3 separate regions of the Mus musculus genome follow, and all the other regions are linked to region 3. Evidence: chromatin loops called from intact Hi-C (ENCODE). Cell type or tissue: left cerebral cortex. All regions are shown on one strand.

What was found. Hi-C counts contacts between places; a loop is a spot of excess contacts. Peaks named below come from ENCODE experiments on the same cell type or tissue, not always from the same donor. Only the 100,000 strongest peaks of a DNase experiment are listed, where the experiment ranks them.
Region 1: it touches region 3 in a loop (11-fold over the local background); 4 of 42 quality-filtered maps call a loop at or near these places.
Region 2: it touches region 3 in a loop (11-fold over the local background); 4 of 42 quality-filtered maps call a loop at or near these places.

What each region holds. Positions count from the first base shown.
Region 1 is chr14:29,862,837-29,870,836 of GRCm38, reverse strand. No RefSeq gene overlaps it. Among named protein-coding and RNA genes, the nearest start is that of Gm35281, 70 kb to the right of the region's middle. In left cerebral cortex, no CTCF peak of the experiment used is centred here; DNase peaks (open chromatin) are centred at 3,773, 4,170, 7,344, 7,560 and 1 more place; H3K27ac peaks cover 5,462 bases.
Region 2 is chr14:29,813,938-29,821,937 of GRCm38, reverse strand. No RefSeq gene overlaps it. Among named protein-coding and RNA genes, the nearest start is that of Gm35281, 21 kb to the right of the region's middle. In left cerebral cortex, no CTCF peak of the experiment used is centred here; DNase peaks (open chromatin) are centred at 2,964, 3,479, 4,109 and 7,088; H3K27ac peaks cover 1,418 bases.
Region 3 is chr14:29,719,310-29,727,309 of GRCm38, reverse strand. It overlaps Cacna2d3 (calcium channel, voltage-dependent, alpha2/delta subunit 3), which reads left to right and starts at 5,446. Exons shown (of 38, transcript NM_009785.1): 1 at 5,446-5,664; 2 at 6,357-6,438. The coding sequence starts at 5,543. In left cerebral cortex, a CTCF peak has its summit at 4,724; DNase peaks (open chromatin) are centred at 5,678, 6,441, 6,823, 7,821 and 4 more places; H3K4me3 peaks cover 4,238 bases; H3K27ac peaks cover 3,688 bases.

The DNA of each region.
Region 1 (8,000 bases), 140 kb before region 3:
CTAATAGTGCTACTTCCTGTGAGCCTACAGCGGCCATTTTATTCAAACAACCACGTGCTCGTTGTCAATATCTGTTTGTTCAGTGGCTGTGGATTAAACACCTAAATATTCATTCTATTTTCAACAGAGGACAAAATGGGGGAAAGTCCTAGTTTATTTTAATTGTTCCTGCCGTTTGCAACCCTTGCTCCAGGGTCCTTTTGTGCTCTTCTTGCCTCCTAAAGGGAGTTGCTGGCCCTTTCCCCTTTTCAATTCGGATGAACATAGTTACTTAGAAAAATATGTGGAAATGGCCTCATGCCCACTCTAACACTAGGGTAGTCGGGGTTGGCATCCCTGAATTGTAATTTGGCATCCTGAGAGGTCGACACAGAGGAGCCACTGGGCAGGGAGCTTAGTAAGTGTACTGTGGCTCTCGTTGCTCGTATTCCTTGGAACCCTAGAGGGGACCTGTGCATCTAGGACACGAGTCGTTCTCTTCTCCATGGGGGCACACGCCTCCCTAGCATTTTCTGGGGACTAACCTATCATTTGGAAGTTACCAAAGCATAGCCTTCTACTGCAGAGGAGGAGTAAAGAAAGGAGGCCGTGCACACCGTTCCGAGGACCAGTGGGCTGCCTTCCGCTCAGACCTCTTGAGTTCTAGCATCTGCTGAAGTGTATTTATAGGCTTACTGAAAGGGTCTTGGTTATTCTGCGGCAGAAACCCAGTGTACTGGCTTTAGTCCAGTTCTGGAAAGCTGAAATGTTTGACTCTTTTGTTTTATTTTGGGAGTGTGCTGTACTGGTCGGAATCAAATGAGGAAGCGGTCGGTGGATTGTGCGCATAATGCTGTATTTTTAATTTTTTAATTTATTGTGTGCTTGTGGGTGACTTGGTTGGGAGTTTGACAATTACTTGGTCATTTGGAGATGGTTACTCAGTTTTCTAGACTTTATGGCTAGAGAATTTTGCTTATTGTGTTTTGCTTTGACTCCCCCTCCCTTGTAGCTCTCTACCTATCCCGCCCCCTCAGCTTTGGGTCGCCCTAGCCTTCCTTTTCCCTCTTCTCTTGCTCCCAACATCTCCACAGTCCCGTTCCGCTTTTATGTCTTACATATGTACACATCTACATAAATTTAAATCTAAAATCTGAACGTGAAAGAAGACGTGATACTTGTCTTCCCCAGTCTGGCTAACTTTGATTAACATAATGATCTCCAGTCCCATCCATTTGCTTACGTGACTTTTTTTTTTTTTTTTTTTTTTTTATGGCTAGATAAAACTCTATTGTGTGTATATATGCCACATTTTCTTCATCATTTGGTGAATCTAAACATCAAGCCAGGTTTCATATCTTGGTTATTGAAAATAAAGCCGCAACAAACATGACTTTGAAATATCTCTGTGCTGTGCTGATTTAAATCCTTCAGGTAAACAGCCAGGACAGGTGTGTATGGATTAGGTAGCTCTATTTTTAGTTTTTTAAGGAACCCCCTTCTGATTTCCACAGTGCTTACACCAGTTCACCAGTTCACATCCCCATCAGCAATAAATTAGGCTCCCTGTCTCCCCATCCTTATCAGCATTTGCTGCTTTCTTAATGCCACCCATTAAGACTGGAAGGAGATAAAGTTTCTACTTTTGTTTTGGAGACAAGGGCTCATTATATACCGGTGGGTGGCCTAGAACTCATTATGTAGATAAGGCTGACCCTGTACTTAAAGTGATTCACCTGCCTCTGCCTCCTGAGTGCTGGGATTAAAGACATACCCTACTCTGTCCAGCCTCTGTGTTTTACTTTCCATTTCCCTGAGGCTAAGGATGTGGAACATTTCGTAAAACATCCCCTGATTTTTAATTTCTTCAAGAAATACCTACTTAATTAATGTCACTCTGTGTCTTCATGTCTTTGTGTCTCTGTGATGCTTGTCTGTCAGTCAGTCTGTCTGTCTCTTTTCTCTCTCTCAATCTTTGTGTGTTTACCAGCTTACAGGATTACGTTGCCTGCAGATCAGAATAACTTGACTTCTTCCTTTCCTATTCGCATTTCTACATCTTGTCTTATTTTTCTACCTATGATTACACGTACTTTAATGAATAAAATTGGAGAAAGTGGGTGCCCTCATCTCCTTTCTGGTTTTAGAGAGTTTTTCTCAGTTTTTCCCCTATTTGGAATACTGTTGGCTCTAACACGGCTTTCCTTGCTTGTTTTTCCTTTGTGTCATGTATCTGTTTTGACACTCAGGAAACTGGATTCTGAATGGCCAGTCCTTAACAGTCTCATATATAGACTCTGAGCCCCTTTAGGGCAGGGATCTCTTCTGCTCAATCCGAAAAACCAGCATGTGCCTAGAACTTAGTAGGTTCTCAATAGTATTTTCCAACATAATGAATGGGCGCTGTGGTGGTTCTAAGGGCATGGTTTGAATGTGCCCAGTAATCTTGGATATGTGTTTACCAGTTGTTGGCAGTATTTGGGGAGGCTTGAGGAAGTTCATTGCTGGGGGTGGCCTTTGAGAGTTTAAAGACTAAACTCTCCTTTGAAGTGAGCTCTCTGCTTTGTCCTTACAGCCTAAGATGTGAACACTCAGCTTCCTGCTCCAACTGCTAGGCCTGTTGCTTGCTGCCATGTTTCTCTGTCATGGTAGGCTCTTGTCTCTCTGAAATTGCTCGAAACAAAAACAAAACAAAACAAAACAAAACAAAACAAAGCACCTTCTTTAAGTTGCCTTGGTCATGGTGTTTTGTCCCAACAGTAGAAAAGTAATTAAGACAGATGCTGAATAAAGGACCAGACGCTAACATTTCTAAGAAGGAGTCCTTAAGTACTTGGTATAATCCCAACACTGGAGAGTGAAGGCAAGTGGATTGCTGGTTCAAGGCTATGCTGTGCTATATAGCAAGATCCTGTCTCAACAAGAAAACATCAACAAAAACTGGGAGAAGAAGATGATGAGGAAGAAGCAGGAGGAGGAAGAGGAGGGGGAGGAGGAAGAGAAGGGGAGGAGGAGGAAGAAGAAGAGGAGGGAGAGGAGGGGAGGAGGAGGAGAAAGAAAGAACATCTGGGAGGGGGTTGTGGAGGAAGCACTCTCCACTAAAACAAATTCACGTGGTGTTCATTTAAGGCAGACTAAGGCTGACTCTGCTAGCTAAAGCTCATTTCAGAAATAAATGTTGTACTTTGAGAACAATCATTTCCTGTGTTGATACAAAGTGAAGGACTTTGCAACTCGAGCCGCTTTTACCCAGATGGGAAATGTCCAGATACTCCTTATTGTAAGTAGCTTGACAGGAGTCAGGAGGAGACGAAGCCTTAGGCCAAGAGTTTGGGTCAGGCACCCTTGGCTGACTGATCTCAGGCACGCTGCCTAAGTGCAGAGTTCTTTCATCTATATAGTGGCTATATAGTGGGAGTGACAGCAGTGGCCTCATGGGGCTGTCTGGAGGACTGTGAGATGCTGCTGCTGCTGCTGGTGCACAGCGCCGGCCCTAACCATCACTGTTCCTTACACCTCTCCTGTTTTCCATTCCTCCTTCTTGTTACCTAACCTGGCTGTGAGCTGTTTCTCCTACTTGTATCCATGCTTGATCTCTAGGGAGCAAGTTGATGTCTGTTCGTCGTTCACTGTGGCCATGATATTTTCCATAGCCTTTGAAGGCTTTCAGCGGAAGCACATCAAGATGCTGGCTCCCAGAGTTTTCAAAAGAGCTCATCGCTTACAATTTTGGTCATTTAATTAGCAATCATCCTCCTTCTACACCCACTCTCACCCAAAGTTGGATGCCACCATCGTTCCAAGTCCTCAGCAATAGATTGCTCAGTGTTCCTTGTTCTTGTTAGTGTGCAAGCCTACTTTGATTTTTTTTTCCCCTCCTCAGAGATTTTACTGGGTGAGAAATTGACATTGAAGATGGTTTCCTAAACACTTGGCCTCCAAGGTGACTGCTTCTAAAAAGCCATTAGCGATGTGGAGAAGTCAAGCAGACCTTGCCCTTCTGGAGAGGCCCCAGCCCCCCCAAGTCCATCCCCTGGCTCCTCTGTGATAGCTCAAGGTCAAGTTCATCTATGGCGGTGGTGGAGATTTGCTCATTTTGTACATTATTTATGTAATGTGCTGGTTGTGAGGGAGTGTGGATGTAGATGATTCACAGGCAGAAGGAAACAGATTGCAGGAGCCCAGTTCTTTTCCCTTGGGTGTCCCTGGGTGTCCCCTCCACCCCCAGATCTCCTTGCCCTCCCTGCATGCTCTGCTCTCTCATGGCTACTGGGCTGATCATAGACCTGGTCTCTCCAGGCAGCTCATGTACTGGTCCTGTCAGGTGCACTGGCCTACTAGGGGGCCACAGAACTGAAGCTGATTCTAGAACCACACCTACCTCTTTAGGTGTGATGCTCATTCTGAAAAGCCCAAACCATAGAGTAACATAAGGAATTCTAAAAAAGTTAGCATGACTACTTCAGTGCTTATTTTTTTAAATATCAAGATTTTTTTTTAAATCTCATTTTTTTCCCCCTGTTGCCAAACCCCACTTTTCTGGGACATGCCTGGTTCCTGTGCTTAGTCTGCTGTTTATTGAGTACCCCATGACAAAAAAAAAAATGCTTCTTATATTTTTTTTTTTTGTGGTAAAACTACAAAGGGACTTCTTCATGACATATTAAAAGTTTTGTTTTAACTGTAGGACATACCTTCTTGTGACATTTCTATTCCCTGATGTGGCCAGAAGAGCCCAGACCGAGCAGGAAGGCAGGCCTGGTCAGTGTGCTGAGATGTGAGAACCCAGCTAGAGTCAATATCATGGAGTCAAACTCTAGGTCACACAGAGCAGTGTGGGGTTGTTCAGCCAGACAGCTCTGCTCTTTCAGATTGAGATCTCTTGCATTTCTTGGGGGTGGGCATAGGGGATGCTTGGAGTCTAGCCCGACTATCTCCCCATTGCAAGCAGGCTATTCAGGCCATGCTCATGCAAGACAGAACTGAGGGTAAGCATAGACTCCATCACATACCCATTGCTCACAACGCATTTGCTTGTACCCCATTGGCTAAAACAGATCACATAGGCATTTGCATTGGAGTAGATGGACTTAAAATGTGGCAGAAGAGCTTGAAATCAGGGAGAGGTGAGGAATTTGGGTCAGTTTTGTACTTTACTACTATCAGGTGTAAACTTGGGAAAGTTAACTTATCTTTATGAACCTCAATGTCCCATTCTCATGAAGTAGGACTCATGGTTTTTAACGGTTCAAGAATGTGTGTGAGTCAGGCGAGTGAGTTGGTCTAAATGGGTGTGACTCTGGCTATTTAAGGTCATACATGAGTTATGAGGCTGGCATTACTCTTGTTTCCAGGCTAAGGAGGGCAAATATATACCCTGTTAGCTATTTCCTTATTAACCGACTAGATGCTGTATAAGATAGGGCTCTCCATGGAAACAGAACCAACAGGATGTGTATTTATATAGAAATGTATTAGTTTTGCAATGCTGGGATAGAACCTAGCTAAGCTGTGCCCATGGTTAGGCAAGTGCTATAACTACTGAGTTACACCCCCAAGTCCCTAGCCACTTATCCCCAACCTCCTAGACCCCAGTTCTCCAGCCCCACAGCCCCACCTCCACCCCAACTTTTCTTCTGAGAAATGTGAAGACCAGACTGTAAAGTTAAGCTTGACACATTCAGTTCTGTATTAGTATTTCTAAGCACAGGCTGGTCTTGAGCTGTGGATCTTCTGGTCTCAGCCTCCTCAGGACTGGGGATACGGGTGTGTGTCACTCTAGCTAAGAGCTTTCCTTAAGAATTGTTCTATGGAATTCTGGAGATGTGTGCTAAGTCTAAATTCTGTACAGTGGGTTAAGACAAACACCAGGAAGAATTACACTTCAGGTTCAAAGACAGTGTGTAAAAGCATTTGCTTTCAGTCAGGGGAGGCCAATCTTGGTCCAGTTAAGGCCTACTTCTGCTTGGATGAGACACCCATGCTATGGAGGATACTTTTCTTTACTCAGAGTCCACCCATCTAAGTGTTTATCTTGGAGGCTAAGGGCATACTTCATGTTTAGTATACACAAGGCTCTATCTAGGTTCTCCCTTGCCACCACCATGTTAGTCTCATTCCAAAAACAGCCTTCTAGATATAGCAATGTTTTCTCAAATACCTGGGGCTGTGGCCTAAACAAATTACCACATAAATATGACATGAGGCTGGAAATGTGGCTCAGTGGTAGAGCACTTGCCTAAAACAGAAGAGCTCTACAAAATGCCACAAAACAGTGACTAGATAAATGAGTGAATGAATGAATGAATAGCTAGGTCCGATGGTGTAGGCTTGCAATCCCAGCTACTTAGGAGACCAAGGCAGGTGAATCATTCAGGGCCAGCCTGAACTACAGAGTGAGTTTAAGGCTAGCCTAGGAAACTTAACTTAAAAATAAGAAGTTTAAGAATGAAAAAGGGCTGGAGATATAGCTGAGTGGTAGAATGTTTGCCTAGTGCGCACCTGGGCTGTAGGTTCAATCTATAGTATGAAAGGAAGGAAGGAAGGAAGGAAGGAAGGGAGGGAGGGAGGGAGGGAGGGAGGGAGGGAGGGAGGGAGGGAAGGGAGGAAGGGAGGGAGGGAGGGAGGGAAGGGAGGGAAGAAGGGAGGGAGGGAAGAAGGAAGGGAGGGAGGGAGGGAGAGATAGAGGAAGGAAAGATGGCTTTAGTGCTGTGGACTCAGGCTTACATCTGATCATTAATTCAACAAATATATATATTGAGCACCTGTGGTGTAGCTGGCACAAGCTTACTGACTGGAGTCAGCCTAGTGCTTGCATTCCAAGCACCACAGTCTAGTAAGAGGGAACTGAGCAGTCACGACAGAAAAGTTTGCAAAATGGGCTGCTCTCTGTGAGGTGGAGGCTGAAGCCAGCTTTCTTGTGTACATTGTTTTCTTTAATCTAATAGGTAAGCAATTGTTGCCAAAACTCCTTCCCTGAAGGGATATAAACAAATTGTCTTTTCCTTATAACGTTCCAAGACACCAAAGGAAGATCCCAGCAAAATTCAGCCTGGGCAGCCAGTGAGTTTCTTTGTCACTCATGTGGCCTCTCACAGATGGGCAAGCACAGGAGCAGGAAGGCTTTACTGTGCCTCTAAACTGCTCAAAGTGGGTTTCAGATGAAACCGTGCTAATGCACGCACAGGGAAGAGCACTCCTAGAAGCAAGGATGTAGACATACTCAGGGCAGGTCTCTTTGCAGAAAGGATGACGAAGTGGACTTGCTCAAATGGACTCAACTCCTCCCTCTCTTGACGTTCACAGGACCTCATTCATTTACCCCTTCTGACGACGCTGCTTAGAGACATGTTCCCAAGATGGACTTTCAGACACTAGGAGAATGGTGAGAGCCTGCTTTCCACATCTCCTAGGCTCAGAAAGTGGCAAAGCAAGCCATCCTCTCTAAGGCAAGTGACCTGCTAGGGGCCTTCTCTCCTTAGCAGCTGGCCCTGGGCTGCATAGAGTTGTACAGGCAGTGGCCATTGGCCTGGCATTCACAAGCAGAGAAACATGGCTCGAAGCAGGGATGAAGGACCTGTGGGGGCAGAGAAGGTGGGGGGATGCTTATGTAAGTGGTCTTTAGACAGATGGAAAGCTCATTTTAATTGCATAAAAGGCAGTCTTCCTTGAGTGGAGATGTAGGTCCTTTGCAGACCTGTGCTGTATACATCTTCCTGCCTCTGTGGTTATAAATGACTTGTTATTTCCATGATAATTGGACACCTGTGTGTTGAGTTCTGTCTAGGCCACTGGATTCTCAGCAGTCTCCTGACTTGGGACAAGTGTACCCTGGACCTAATGATGTCATCTGAGGACTTGTCATCTAAGTGATAGCTGAAAGAGTGGCTTTGAGCAGTGAAAGGTTAAGCTTTCGAAGCGGAACACTGGGAGAAGAGAACAGGGCAAGCATCAAGCAGGCCCGCTCTGTTGATGGGGCCGATCCCTAAAGGTTTCTGTGCTGGAAGTGTGAAACCTCTTGT
Region 2 (8,000 bases), 95 kb before region 3:
GGTATTGGTACAGTGACAAGCAGGTAGATCAATGGAATAGAATTGAAGACCCAGAAACTAACCCACACACCTATGGCCACTTGATCTTTGACAAGGGAGCTAAAACCATCCAGTGGAAAAAAGACAGCATTTTCAACAACTGGTGCTGGCACAACTGGAGGTCAGCATGTAGAAGAATGCAAATCAATCCATTCTTATCTCCTTGCACAAAGCTCGAGTCCAAGTGGATCGAGGACCTCCACATATAACCAGATACGCTGCAACTTATAAAGGAGAAAGTGGGGAAGAGCCTTGAAAACATGGGCACAGGGGAAAAGTTGCTGAACAGAATATCAGTGGCTTATGTGCTAAGACCCAGATTTGACAAATGTGACCTCATAAAATTACAAAGTTTCTGTAAGGCAAAGGACACTGTCAATAGGACAAAATGGCAACCAACATATTAGGAAAAGATCTTTACCAATCTCAGATCTGATAGAGGGCTAATATCCAATATATATAAAGAACTCAAGAAGTTAGACTCCAGAGAATCAAATAACCCTATTAAAAATGGGGTACAGAGCTAAACAAACAATTCTCAACTGAGGAAACTTGAATGGCCGAGAAGCACCTAAAGATATGTTCAACATCCTTAGTCATTAGGGAAATGCAAATCAAAACAACCCTGAGATTCCACATCACACCAGTCAGAATGGCTAAGATCAAAATCTCAGGTGACAGCAGATACTGGTGAGGATGTGGAGAAAGTGGAACACTCCTCCATTGTTGGTGGGATTGCAAGCTGGTACAGCCACTCTGGGAATCAGTCTGGCAGTTCCTCAGAAAATTGGACATAGTACTACCTGAGGATCCACTAATAACACTCCTGGGCGTATACCCAGAAGATGCTCCAACATTTAATAAGGACACATGTTCCACTATGTTCATAGCAGCCTTATTTATAATAGAATCTGGAAAGAATCCAGATGTCCTTCAATAGAGGAATGGATTCAGAAAATGTGGTACATTTACACGATGGAGTACTACTCAGCTATTAAAAACAATGAATTTATGAAATTCTTAGGCAAATGGATGGAACTAGAAAATATCATCCTGAGTGAGCTAACCCAATCACAAAAGAACACACATGGTATGCACTCACTGATAAGTGGATATTAACCCAGAAGCTCGGAATACCCAGATTCAATTCACAGACCACATGAAACTCAAGAAGAAGGAAGACCAAAGTGTGGATACTTTGATCCTTCTTAGAAGGAGGAACAAAATACCCATGGAAGGAGTTACAGAGACAAAGTGTGGAGCAGAGACTGAAGGAAAGACTATCCAGAGACTATCCTACCTAGGGATCCGTCCCATATACAGTCATCAAACCCAGATACTATTGTGGATGCCAACAAGTGCATGCTGAAAGGAGCCTGATATAGCTGTTCCCTGAGAGGCTCTGCCAGAGAATGACAAATACAGAGGTGGATGCTCACAGCCAACCATTGGACTGAGCATGGGGTCCCCAATAGGGGTCCCCAAGGGAGAAGTTACAAAAAGAACTGAAGGAGTTGAAGGGGTTTTCAACCCCATAGAAAGAACAGTATTAACCAACCCGACCTGCCAGAGCTCCCAGTGACTAAACCACCAACCAGGGATTACACATGGAGGGACCTATGGCTCCAGCCACATATGTAGCAGAGGATAGCCTTGTCGGGCATCAGTAGGAAGAGAGGCCCTTGGTTCTGTGAAGGCTTGATACCCCAGTATAGGGGAATTCAAGGGTGGGGAGGCAGAAGATGGTGATGGGAGAACACCCTCATAAAAGCAGCGGGAGGAGGGATGGAATAGAGGGCTTCTGTGGGAGTGGAACTGGAAAAGGGGACAACGTTTGAAATGTAAATAAAGAAAATATCCAATAAAAAAGATTTTAAAAAGTCAAAAAAAAAATTGGATAACAACAACAAAAAAGACACTTGCATGAGGCTTTGGTATAATGATGATTAAATACCAGAGAAAAGTGACTTAAAGCAGGATTGGACTTATGGCTTCAGTGTGCACATGATGATCTGTCCATCATGATGAGGACATGGTATAGCAGAGTGAATGTTATCCTGCTGAATAGGGATCAGAGGTAAAGGAAAAGCACCAGGGTAAAATAGAATCCCCAGGAAAATACCCTCAGCAACCTACATCCTGCCTCGAGCCACTTCCTGACAGTGCCACCCTCTTATGAATCCATTAAGAGATCAAACCATGAATCAATTGGCCAATTAATTAATCATTCACTAATCCCTTCAGTGCCCTTACATTCTAGTTGTCTCTGGAAACACTGTCACAGACAGACCTGGAAGTGTGCTGTACAAATCTTCTAGAAGATCCTTAACCCAATCAAGATGATACAATTAACCTTCATACCACGGTGATTGCAGGATGGGCAAACTGCTGATCATAGGCAGATTTTCCTAGGAAGGGAACAGAGGAACTGAGATCTTAAAACCATGTGAATCGTTGGTTCAGGCCAAGGGAAATCTCCATACAGAAAAGAGTTCATCAGATGTGGCTTGGGCTTCATCATGGCAGGGACACAGAAGCTGCTGGGCCCAACAACTACCAGCAGGAAATGGGCTCAGGAAGCCAGAGCGGACAGTTTATATGAGATGCAGGATGCCTTTGGGGACTGTCTTGTATCTATAGTGCTGATAGGAAATCAGAGAGCTAGAAGTGGGGGGTGGGATGGAGGGAAGAGAACTCACGCATGACTCTCAGGTTTTTTTTAAACAAAATTCATCCATTGTCTTTGTTGTCATGTTGTTAGGAAAAGGAAGTTTTGGGGGTACCTTGCTGTGGAGACCTTAAGTTGATCTCAGGCCACTAACTCTATGTAGTGTTCTCAGTCTCTGGGTATATTTTAGGGAAAGGATCCAACCCTTCATCTGTTTCTTGGAACAGAAAACCTCCCCCTCGCCACCTCCCAGCAGTGGAAAGGCTGAGTCGGACAGAAGCCAAACTCTCCTCACCCCAACTCATCCTGAAAACAGAGGAACAGAGCCTCCAAAAGTCCCTTGCAGAAGGTCATACAGGGTTGATTCTTGGCAGGTCCCTAAGTTTCCTGGCTCCCCAGCCTCTGTCTAATGGCTAAGCCCACTTGAGACATAGCAAGTGGATGGTTGGACAGAAATTGATCCCACTCCTCATGAACAGCCTACTTAGAGGTTGCTTCTCTGATGTGGTGACCCAAACACTTAATGTGGTCTCTGGTGCCCTCTCAGGCCAGCCTGATGGAAATTTAAGTAGGTCTATTTCTCAGAAAGATTCCCCCAAATTTGAATTTATGAGATGCGAGGGCTACCCAGGTGTGTCTGGGACCAAAACAAGGCAGCAGTGAGGTATGTGTGTTGCTCTATTTTGGGGTGTAAAATCACTAAGGTTTTGTGCCCGTGGGAGGGTGGCAAGCTGCTTTCGGAAGCATGGCCTTAAATATTTTCTCAGCAAGCAGTGAACCATAGTCAGTTAAATGGAATCCTTAACAGAAATCTCTGCCACCGCCACAGTCACGCCTCAATGTAGTCTTAAAAGAGGGAGCGAGAGTCTTAGAGTAAGCCCAGATGCAATTGGCATGTGTCTCTCAATCTGGCTTTCTGTGCTTTAGGTACAATTTTGTGGATCAGACTGTGAAGGTCCGCCAAGGAAACATAAGAAAGAAAAGTTCCTAAAAAAGGCTGGAGTTAGGATGACAAACCCTAATGAGAAAAGTAGTGACGACCTCTCAAAGATGTTTATATGAAATGGAAAAAAAACAAAACACCAAAAACATATTGTGGTCTTTTACATAGTCTGGCAAGCAAATGCATATGATGGATGCAGTTGAGGCAGTGAACTAAGCTGGTTTTTTTTTTTTTTTTTCCATCCACCCTCCTTGAGGAATTGCTACCTGCCTCACGGATCTGAAGCCAGCCTCAGTGGTTCGGCAAGCCTCCAGCCACAGCTGAACTGGGCGTGGGACTGCTAAGACAGCTTTGTCTCCCAAGCAGACTTTCCCTACCACGATTTGCATGTGTCCTTGTCTATACAGGGGCAGGTCATTTATCTCATGGAGGCCTCTGTGGAAAGGAACATGTGTTATTTGGGAAATGTTATCACAGGCGATCATGAATCACATTATCAAGTTGGTTGGCTAACTGAGTGTTTGGCAGAGAACTGAGGGAATGAGCTGTTGCCACGGTTATGTTTTGATGAGTTAAGGAAGGGAAGAGCCACTCTGAGTTGGAGGCTTGCTTAGAGAGAAGCTCCTGGAACCAGTTGCACGAAGGGGACTGTTTGGGGTGTTGGAAGCCAAGCTAGTTTCCTGTCTGGACCCACCAAACACTGTCAAGGAGACTCTGCAAACAGTGGCATGTTCTTTGAAAGGACACAAAAATCTTGGGGTCATCAGATTTGCTCAAAGCATAGGCCTGGTATTCCCAGCCCTGAGGACCATAGACAAGGGTCTTTTAAAAATGCAAGTCAAGGGTCTGTGGTTGGTGAAGGAATTGGAATTCTCCCCGAAATGAAGCTATTTCCTCCTAGGGAGCGATAATTATCTTCGCTGTGGGCCTTGAAGGGAAGCTGCTCGCTCTTCACGACTCCATCTTTGGCATAGTGTACTATAATGCTTAACCCTGACCCTTAACTTCACTGATCTAAGAAATACCCAAAAGAAAAGTGAAGTATGCCAGGCAGTGGTGGCACACGCCTTTAACTTGGGAAGCACTTGGGAAGCAGAGGCAGGTAGATTTCTGAGTTCGAGGCCAGTCTAGTCTACAGAGTGAGTTCTAGGACATCCTGGGCTACACAGAGAAACCCTGTCTCAAAAAAAAACAAAAACAAACAAACAAACAAACAAACAAAACAAAAACAAAAAACATAAAACAAAAAACAAACAAAAAAACCCAAAACAAAACAAAAAAATAGAAAAGTGAAGTACACCCCTGGGTGTGTCTGTGAGGTATTTCCAGTCAATTAGATCTTTTTCTTTCTTTCTTATTTTTTTATTAGATGTTTTCTTCATTTACATTTCAAATGCTATTCCCAAAGACCCCTATACCCTCCCCCTGCCCTGCTCCCCAATCCACCCACTCCTGCTTCCTCACCCTTGCATTCTCCTGTACTGGGGCATATAATCTTCGAAAGACCTAGGGCCTCTCCTTCCATTGATGGCCGACTAGGCCATCCTCTACTACACATGCAACTAGAATTAGACCTTTAAGGCTTCAATCTGATGATTGGGCTAATCTTTTTGGAGGATTCCTGATATGATGATAGGGTGGTTGACAATGGTAGGAGTAGAGCCTTATTGGAGGGAGTGGGTCACCAAGGGGATTGTGTGTCAGCATGTCCTGCTGAGCCATATCTTGCCTGTGTCCTGGTTATCATGATGTACCTATTCTGCCTTAACCTTCCTTGCCATGCTTGCCTGAGATCTCTGAAACCAAGAGCCAAAATAAATCCTCCCTTATGTCATTTCTGTCAGACTGGAGTAATAGAATAACCGATATACCCACTAAGCCTTTGAAAGCATAATGTTGTTTTTTTTTTAATTTTGAAAATTCCATACATTCATACAGTGTGTTTTGATCATACTCACCCATTCCATGTCTCTTCCAATCCTTCAATCCCACCCCCTATCCTCCTAAGTTTGTGTTCTACTTTTTTTTTTTTAAAGCTATACCAATGAGTCACATACTCATGAGTGTGGAGCTAGCCACTGAATTGTTATGGACTAAAGATCACATCCCTAAAGAAAACTGACTCTCCCCCTCTCGGAAGTCATCAACTCCTTAGCTAGGGGTGGAAACTCAGGGGATTTTCCTGCCCTCTGTGCTGAATATGGATTGATCTTACGAAGGTCTTGTGCATGTGGCCATAGCCACTGTGACTTTATGTGTGTAATGCTCCTATCATGTCTAGAATCCTTGCTCTCTGGCTCATACAATCTTTCTGCTCTGTCTTCTGCAATGATAACTGAGTCTTGACAGGGAAGTAGTGTGTGTGTGTGTGTGTGTGTGTGTGTGTGTGTGTGTGTGTGTGTGTGTTATATAGATGCCCCACTTGTGGCTGAGCATGCTACAGACACTTGTTCTCCTTGCCTTGACCAGTTGATGCTCACCAAGCGTTAGCAGGTGCTGTGATATCTGAATCTGTAAAGTGCATTCTGGGAGTGAAATACTTGCATGGAAGATACATCACCTCTACACAGAGACATCACCTCTCACATTCAGAGTTTATATGGATTGCTATTGATTTATTTTTTAGGTAAATTTGGCACCCTAAACACAAACAGCTAGGAAAATATACTCTTGGGACCTTAACTCAGGTTACGAACATTTTAGGAAAACCTGAGGGTGCTGCTGTTGTAATGGGAAATACTGGAAATGAATGGGAATTTAAGGTTCATTGGGAGTTCTGAATAGGCAGATAAGCAACTGAGAGCTCAGAGGATTGGACTACTTACCAAATCTAATGAAAGATGGAGCTTGAAGTCTGTTGATAATGCCCATGTCATTTTTTTCCCCAGTCTATGGCTGGTATGAACAAGGCTTGACAAGTTGGTCCAGTTGGCGGGTGTGGTGGGTTTCTGGTATCTGGGGAAGGAGAGCGCTTCTTTCCTCCCCTTTGAAATACTCAACACAATCCGCAGTGCACTATATGAGGAAGGAGGCCCCTCCTTTCCCATTTTTCTGTCCAAGAAGGGGGTACAATCAGCTCATTTCATAGGACCTAGCTGCTTCCAACTCTGCTTTTCTGAACCAAGTGGAGCCTCTGAGCAGCTCTGGTGTGTTAGACGTGAATTGGGAGTTTTCTTTTTATTGTCAGAGGCTGGCCAGGTGGCCACAAATCTGTTTCCTTTTCCCAGGCACACATCTCAATTGACTCCCCCCCACCCCCCGTGTCTGTGCAGGACCACATGACTACATCCTCACCACCAAACACAGAGACAGACTGATGTGTCACTTGAAAGCCAAGGCAGCTGCAAGCAGTTACATGGTGTCCAACTCACTTTTCCCCTCCCATGGCAGCTTTGGAGACTGCGATGCAGATAGCAGCCTTCCAGAATGGAAGAAACATTGATTCCTGAGTCAGTGCTGGTTGGTGGAGTGCAGCCAAGGGAGGTACCCAACCGGAACCTCTCAACAACAGACTTTGCAGGGATGAAAAATGCAACTTACCATTCAGCCGTGCAGAGTTGGTTTTGCTTATCATAGAAGCTACTATTAATTACCTTAACCGGTGTAACCAACAGGTGCTCACTCCCCTTCCTGAGCACTCCTGTCTGAGCACTCTTGTCAGGTTTGTGCTAGGGAGGATGTGTAAGTAATATGAGTCTTGCTGACAGGAGCATTACACACGTCCCTGTCATAGAGACACACGTCCCTGCCGTTGAGATTGGCTTAGCATGAACATGTAGCACAAATAGTGTCTTTGAGGAAGGCTTTACATTTTATTTTCTTTATTGGTTTTTATTTTTAGATTTCTAAATACTTTTTTGTTTTTCTTTTTTAGCTTTTTATTGATCCGTTGTGAATTTCATACCATGTGTTTCATTCTCGCTCATCTCTCCATCCCTCTGAACCCTCCGCCTTTGCAGCTTCCCCTCCACAAGAAAATAAAGTGATAATAAAAACAAACCCCAAACTTTGAAGTGTCTTGTTCTGGAAGCTGTAGTGTGTTGCAGTATGTCCCACAGTATACCCTTTTGCTCACACATCTTCACTTGCAAATATTCATTGCAATGAGTTGTTGGTGTTTCAAGGCTTCTGCTACACAATCTATACTGAATCCCCACTGGGACTCCTCTTGGATATCTTGTTGTCCTGTGTCATGGAGAACCTGTAGCTTTGGATCTGCGGGACTGGGCCCTTCATGTTCTCTAGCAGATCGTATCATAGATGGGGTAGATGCTGGGGTGGATCAACTCAAAAGCTCTGGATCTGGACCTGGCAGATAGCTGAGTTGGTCAGCCTGCAAGCCCTCCTGTA
Region 3 (8,000 bases):
GCTTAGGGGAGATGATCCATGCCAGGTGATCCCTCCAAATACTTTCCTCTGGGGTGGCTCTTTGCCCTTCCCCATGACAACCATCTTAGAGCTGGGGCAGTGCTCAATAGAAGAGCTGCATCTGGTATAGCGTGTGTTGCCTGGCCACTTCCTGCCATTGCCTGTGCTGTCGGGGTTCAAGGAGCTACTTTGTCCAGGTCAGTGGAAGGCTAAACATTGGAAAGGAAAATCACATCTGGCTGAATTCAGATCAAGGTTGCTCAAACATCTACTCCATGCAGGAGCTTGGACACAGTGGACCTCAGACTGTTTCCCGGTCTGTGTATTCCTGGGGCTGCATTCCAGACTCAGTAGAACTGCTCTGGGCAGCAGAGCACCTCTGCCATCACTGCAGTCTCCCCAGCCCAGGTAGCACACGGGGCTAGAAACAACACATGACAGGGCGGGCTCTAAAGGTGGTGACCACCACCTTCTGATATCTCAAAAGCCAGCGTTTGATGTTGTGTCTGGACACATCTTCCTCATCTCTTTCCTTTACATCTCCCTCCAGAATTGGGAGTGTTCAGTGCTGTTTGCAAGGCACTGGGTCATGGTGTCTAGGAAGGTTGAAGGGTGGGATTTTTAGGAGAAAGGAATTTCAGTCCAACAGCTGCTCCAGCAAATGTGTGTTGTGTCTTGCAACACTGAACATCTTACTGTAGCCACTTGCAGTCATATAAGGAAGGAGATTAACACTTGTGGGGAGGGATTCAATCAATCAACCAATCAATGGGTAGTGGTCACTGCTAGGAAAAGAAACGAAGGCAGCTAAGAGCACCACTGTGTGCATACTTCTATTTTACCTGAGGCTCTTGAAGCTCTCGCTACAATGGCTCCTAAACAGAAACAAATTTCAGCTATTGAGAAGCAACCTCAGGCCAATCGGAGGGAAGGGGAATCTGGCAGAGGACGTCATACCTGCAAAGGCCTCAGGAGAAAATAATCCTGGCTTTAACCTGTAGCCTGGTTGGATCACAGTAAGCAAGGGATAATGATGGAAGAGAAAGCTGGGTGAGGAGCCATTTTGATTTAATGCAGAAGGCATAGAAGGATCTTGACCTTGGGGTCTGATTTTTCTTTTCTAAAGAGGTGGTGTTTGTAGGTGCAAAAAGGAGGAGAGATCAATGGAGAGGGAGTTTAAGGATGAGTCTGTAGCGTGCTGGAGCAGGTGGCAGTAGTAGGGAGAGATGGCTTCTGTGTGAGCATGTGCAGGTGTGATGGGGAAGCAGGGAGCCGGGCTTCAACTGAGGGCCCAGCAGCATCATTGCCCTGAGGCATCCATAGAACCAAAGCAGAGCCTGGCTGGGGAAAGGCTGTCTGTGTCCTCAGGATGGAGAAAACAAAGATTTATTACATTTATGTGTGTATGCTCATGTGTTTGTCTTTGTCTGTGTACCACTGTGTACACTTTCAAGAGTCAGTTCTTTCCTTCTGCCGATGAGTTCCAGGGACTGACTCGGGTCATCAGAATTGGTGGTAAGTGCCTTTACTTGATGAGTCATCTCTTGAGGGCCCAGGATTTCTAAAGTGTTTCTCATTTAATAAGTATAAGATAAAGCTGGGTGGAAAGTTCACTAAAGCATTTGGTGTTTTGTTCCTTCAAACAGTTTGCATCTCCATTAACACCACCATAACCTTCTAGTTGGGGTCATTATCCCTTTTCAGCCTATAAGACTTTACCCAGATAAACCCTACCTGCCAGACTTGATTGAAATTTTCATTATGGCCAGCTTTTAGTCAGATTTTTTTGTTTTTAAACATCAATGATGCTTGATCTGATAATATTGAAAAAGTTAATAAAAATTATGTTATTATAATAAAATAAGAGGTATTCCATCATGTGGAAAGTTCACGCAAGATTAAATGCAGGATGTAATGGCCAGTCCATGTTTGTGCCTCTGTGTATGTCGAAGTCATGTCAAAGCAAACCCATTCAGGTGGGCTGTGAGAGCGACTCAGGGTGAGTAAGCCTGGTTGCTGTGGAGAAAGTGACTTTTTTTAAAATGACAAACAAACAAACAAACAAACCAACAAACAGAAATCTGCTTACCAAACAAAATCTCTTGATAAGGATCAAAGTTACCTTTCTTCACTTAACACAGAAGTGGCATTCAGTTTATTAAAACCATGCACAAGCTCTTTTGTATTTATATATTAATAGGTAAAATAGATTTAAGTTCTGAATTCCAGTAGTTCTAGGTGTAATTTTTTTTTCCTCCTTGATATCCAGTGGGACATTTGAAAATCCCTAAGGGTTAGGATAACGTTTGTGTGTGACTGGTCCTATTTCCACTTACTAAATACCCTCACAGCCTCAAGGTGTGATGACAAATATAGGGGTTTTCCTTGCTCAAACGCTCAGGTGTGGGGTGGGGTGGGGTAGTGTGGGGTAGGGTGGGATGTCAAAAACTCTCCTCCAAGAAATGCTTCTCTGGGATCTCCCTGGAGTTTCTTAGACTAGGAGCAGGTGAGCATTTTAAAGCCTCTGCTTCTGGCTGGCTTTTCACAGCCCTTACCATCTCACTAGCAGCCCACTGATGCGGGACCCAGTGCGAGCTCTATATTAGGCAGGACTGGTGTTCTGTCAGCAAGGGATGGTCTCCTTTGGCTGGACTCTGTGCTACAGCTGAAAGCTGTGTGTTGAAGTGCCTGCTTCCAGGTGTAAATAGCAGGATCCAAACCCTCAATGTTGGATGTTGCATTTAACACAGAAGGTACCATGGCTGTTTAGAGCACCCTGGACTGATGCCATGTGACCTTCCTTTAACTGGCTGTGGTCCTTGGACTGGTCACTTAGCCCTTCTGGGTGTCATTATACCTCTCTGTCAAGTGGTAGTTTACACTAAGACCTCTTTCTTCAGGGAATGTTGTAATGATGAAAAGGAATAGAAGACTTGAGTGGCAGCTTCCCAGATTCTTAATAGACTTTGAGATTCTTTAAATCATTTTTGAGCTAGTAGGAAATACTTAGTGCATCCATCTTAAATGTAAGTGTACCGGACTGTTTTGTTTAATAGTTACTAATTCTCAAAATCCTTTCTCTGGGTTAAGATCTCTAGCTGCCCTACAACTGTGGAGTCCACCTGTGCCAAGTGGCATGGATAGTGACTTAACCTCCAACCATGGTCACGACCTTGGTGCCCTCACATTGGCTGCTTCTTATCCTTTTGCTGTGTCAATCTCTCATCAGTTAAAGGCACACGACTAATCAGGGCGGAACATGTATTTCTTTCATCATACACACTATTGTTGATACTCTGTCAGAGTGCATAATTATATATTTCTCATTATTGCTTTTGGAGAAAAGCCTGTCCCTTCCTGATCTACACATCCCAGAAGGGCAGCTTGCCTGGTTGATTTACCTCCAGCACCCACCGCATGCCCTTCTGTGTCCCTTTTGACCAAGATGCTTGGCTATTACTGACTGGACGGATGGATGCAGGAGAAGGGCTGTTACCATACACCACCATAGAGGGGACAATGAAACCTTATGAATCGGGGCTAGTATGTACTCATTCATTCATTCATTCATTCATTCATTCAAACATCCATTTAGAAAACTCTTGCATTCTGGCAAGAAAATTAAATTTCCTCCCAGCCTCCAGTTTGAGTGTCAAAGCCATATGGACCACTAGCCCCGGGGTCAGGCTGTGCTTGGTTCAGTTTGGAAAGGGCTGGCATGCGTTCATAGGCTGGAGGTGTGTTCAGAAGCAGAGAATTCATTATAACTAGTTAGTCATCCATGGAGACACTGCCCGTGGGTGGGGTGCACTTGGCACTGGTGGGCCGGGTTCCTGGTGCTGCTTCCCTAGGTAGGTGTGTGACTGGCCTTAAGCCCACGGAGGCTGGGGTCTACCAGTACTCAGAAAAAAGCCTGGCAACGAGCCCCTCACATTCGACTCAGTAATCCAAACCGTTCACCACCAAGATAACTTTTCCGGAGACTGCTGTGAGGGAGAGCCATGCTGGATCCTAGCCGGATACTACCCCTACCCTTACTCAGTTCTCTGCAATTGAGTGCAAAGAACTAGGTAGGGTGTGGGTGTGGGGGGGGGGGAGAACCCCTGTAAATCCCAGAGGCGGAAATACATGCACATAAGGAGAACCGAGGCGGCGGGGGCGCGTTCGGAGACTAGGCGAGGTCAGGAGCGCACGGCTGCCCCAGGTCGCCCGAGTTTGCTCCGCCAGGCGAGGATGACTCAGCCTCACTCGGGTCTTTACCGTCAGCCCGCGCGAGGGCTCCACAAAGTTCCTAGTCACACCCTAGAGCTTGAACGAGGATGGGGGACAAGGTTTTTCTAAGGGTGGGGCCGCGGCAAAAGAGACATCCTGGGGCTTTCCCTGTGGGTATTCAGAAGCCTCGCCCGCGCTCAGCTGCCTCTTCCCGGGCGGGGGCTGGTGTGCGGAACCTCCGTGCTCGGAGCAATCTGAACCCCCCTCCTCCCCCCGCAGAATTAAGGGTGTCTGCCGGTCAGGTTGGACTTTCCGCTGCGTTTGCTTCCTTTCCCGCCCGGGCATCCTGGTCCCTGGGTGCACCGTGTAGCAGTGCGGACCCCGGACCCCGAGCTTCAGTAGGCTTGAAAGCACCCCGGCCCGTGGTCCGGAACGCCAGCGGTAGCTGTGCGGCCGCCGGGTGCCCGCGCCGCGACTGCAGCGCCACCCTCCGCGCTTTCCTCCAGTCGCCGCGGCGGTGGAGCAGCGATGGGCGGCCACGCCGCGGTGCACTCCCTAGAACCCGACCCCCTTGTCCCATCCCCAGCCCGTTCTGCCGCTATACGAGCCGGTCCACTGCCGCTGCCGCCGCCCGCTGGCTTCTTCCAGACTTCTGCCTCTTCCCAAGGAACCGTGAGGGGAATCGGGAGGGGGTCGCACCACCTCTAGGCTCCGCAGCCCCCCACCACAACGCCCCTGACCAGTCCCCGGGGCTCCTGACCAGATCAACTACTGGCAAAGTGTGGAGCATCGGGGTCCTCGGCCTCGCTCCCGAGCCGCCCACCCCCATTCCGCTCCGGTCGCCAGGGCCTGGGGACCGCCCGGGGCCACCCGAGAGTCGCGCCCGTGGCGGCGGACTGCGGAGTTGTAAAGAACTCAGCGGCCGCAGTGGGCCGGACCGGGCGAGGCACGAGCCGTGGCGGCCAAGGACACTTGAGTTTGCGAGTCTCCGCCCGCGAGGCGCCTCCCGCCCTCCCGCCGCGGCTCGCCGGACTCCCCGGGGCCGCCGAGGCGGGGCTGGGCAGCTGCCGCGGCAAGAGGCGCGTCTCGCTCCCTCCTCCCGCGCCTGCCTACTCCCCAGTGCTCCCTCCCGCCTCCTCTCCGCCCTCCCCTCCCCTCCCCCCGTACCCCGCTGCTTCCCCCCCCCCCCTGCTCCCCAAGTGAGCCGGGCGCGCGAGAGGCAGGAGGGGCGGCGCGCGGCGGAGCAGGCAGCCCAGCGCGCTCGCCCACCGCCCGCCCGGCGCAGCTCTCCGCGGCCGCTCCAGTCGCCGCCGCCGCCGCCGCCGCCAGGATGGCCGGGCCGGGCTCGCTGTGCTGCGCGTCCCGGGGGGCCTCGGCGCTCCTAGCCACCGCGCTTCTCTACGCCGCTCTGGGGGACGTGGTGCGCTCCGAGCAGCAGATCCCGCTCTCCGTGTAAGTGCCTGGTGTTGGGACTCCCCGGGAGGGGCGGCTAGCGCCCGAGAGAGACCCGGGGCGCCCAAGTTTGGGCGCCTGCAGGTGCGGCTGGGCAGGACCCACGGCGGGTGCGGGCCTCGCCTCTTGCACCTGCCTCTCAGCATCAGCACCCAGTGGCGGGAGACTAGGGTGGAACCTTCTCGCCCTTTCCCTGGGGCTGGGGAGTAAGACCTGGAGAGGTTCACCTCAAGTGACAGCGCCAAGTTTAGAGCCTGTTTACAGACTGCAACTTCCACGGGCTGTTTAATGGTCCCCTTTTCTGCTACCTTGCCATCCTACTTTTCCGGGAAGTGGGGTGGGGGTGGGGATGGGTGGATTTCTTCAGAGTAGTATTTGCCAGGTGATGCTCATTTTAGGTGTTTAAGTAACCAGGCAATTGTTTCTATGAAAGCCCGTGGTCTTCTTAGAGAGCCAGGCTTTACACCTTCTGAACTCCGGTGACCCCGGACCCCATCCCGCGCTGCGCTCTACATCTTGGTGCGGGTAGTTTGTAAGAGAGAGTTTTTTTTTTTTTTTTTTTTTTTAATCTTTCTTTCCTTTTTCCTTTAATGTTCTATCGCCCTGCTCTTTCAGCCACAGCCCGGTGTGTGCGCGTGTGTGACGGTGACACTGGTATTACATTTCTTCCCTCTGCTCTTTTCTCCCCATAGAGTGAAGCTGTGGGCCTCCGCTTTTGGTGGGGAGATAAAATCCATCGCTGCCAAGTACTCGGGCTCCCAGCTTCTGCAAAAGGTAAGGTTTCTGTGGTGACAGACAGCGATGATTTTTCTAGCACAGAAAATGGAGGCAGATTTAGTTTTTCCAAACAAACGTGAGCCCAGAGCTGCATCAGTTATCAGAGTAGTCTCTGATCTCCCGTTCTTGGCATTGTACTGTGCAGTGACTTCTCCCTACCAACCGGTTATTTTTAGATGACACTTGATTCCAAACACAAAGAAAAGCAGGATACTCACTCGCACTGTCCTGGCTGGGGCTCGGAAACAGTGTGTTTGCATGGCTCTTCTCGCAGTTGTTGGTATTGCTGTCTCAGTGCGAGAGCAGATGCTTCCCTGGCCAAAAGATGCTAACTTCTTCCAAGGGGCAGAATCCGGCGGGCAGCGTCTGTTTTCGGAGCCTCCACCTTGCTCGGGAGTCATAGGGTTCAGTGTATTGGCGAGATACCAGCAGCTTTGTTTGTCATCCCTGCAGTCCTACAATCCCATTATTCCCCAATCATCTAGACCCAGGGCTGGGGTGCATTGCATCATTACAGATAAGGCGAATGGATGTGGTTATCTTTCCACTCAGCTGCACTGCCGGGTAATAAGCTCTGAGAGTGGTCCACAAACTTAGGAAATTGGTCTGCGTCCATATATTTCTGTAAAGTAATGAGAATGGAGAATTGATTATTAGGCTGGTATCAGGAGTTGCATCAGTTTTAATTCAAATAGGCAGCATAAAGCTTAAAATTACATCTTGAGATATATGGCCCTCTTTATCCCCTTTAAGATAAAGAATGAGCTGGTGGGTGGGTGGGTGAGGGTGGAGACCAGAGCGGGTGAAAAGAATTTCAAGCTAGTAAACGAACCAAATTAATCCAGATATTCTCCTGACAATAGAAAATAAGATTGGCCTTTAGGGGACAATTCTCAGAGACTGGGTATAAAGAGCTTAAATTGTTAAGTTAACTTTTAAGCATTTTAAAATGTGTTTTTCGGGCCAATGTACCATATGTGTTGCGCATGCTGCCTGGTAACCAAGTCCATATTTTATTTATGGCATTCCGTTTCAGAGAGTAGCATTGCGGGGCATTATATGACACTGTTTGCCACACGAAATTCAAATATTATAATAAGGCATTGTCCAATAATAGGATAGCAAGGTGTGCTGGAAAAAAAAAAATGCCAGGCATTGAATCCTTCAAGCCATAGGGAAGATTGTTCACCTTCAGGCTGGGAAGAAGTTCACTGAAATGTAGTCAGTGATAAAACTTGATGCATTGGCCTGCCTTGATGGAAGACAGCCATTTACATACCTGCTACCTTCCTCTTTTTTTTTTTTTTAAGAATGGCCTTTCTCCCTGGTATTCTTTTAATTTGGTCCAGCCTTGCCTGTACACTGGCTTTTTGCCTGCTTGTCAGATGTTTTATATGACAAGCTCCGGACTGTGACACAGCCTGCGTATTTTGCCTATGCTTTGAATTCCTAGACGCTCTGAGTGTGAGCATATTGTATAACTTTAAAGAGATATTTCTCATCTGCATGTTGTAGTTGTAACAGTTCCAAAAGAACCCCCTGTTTGGTCTCTGTTGTAC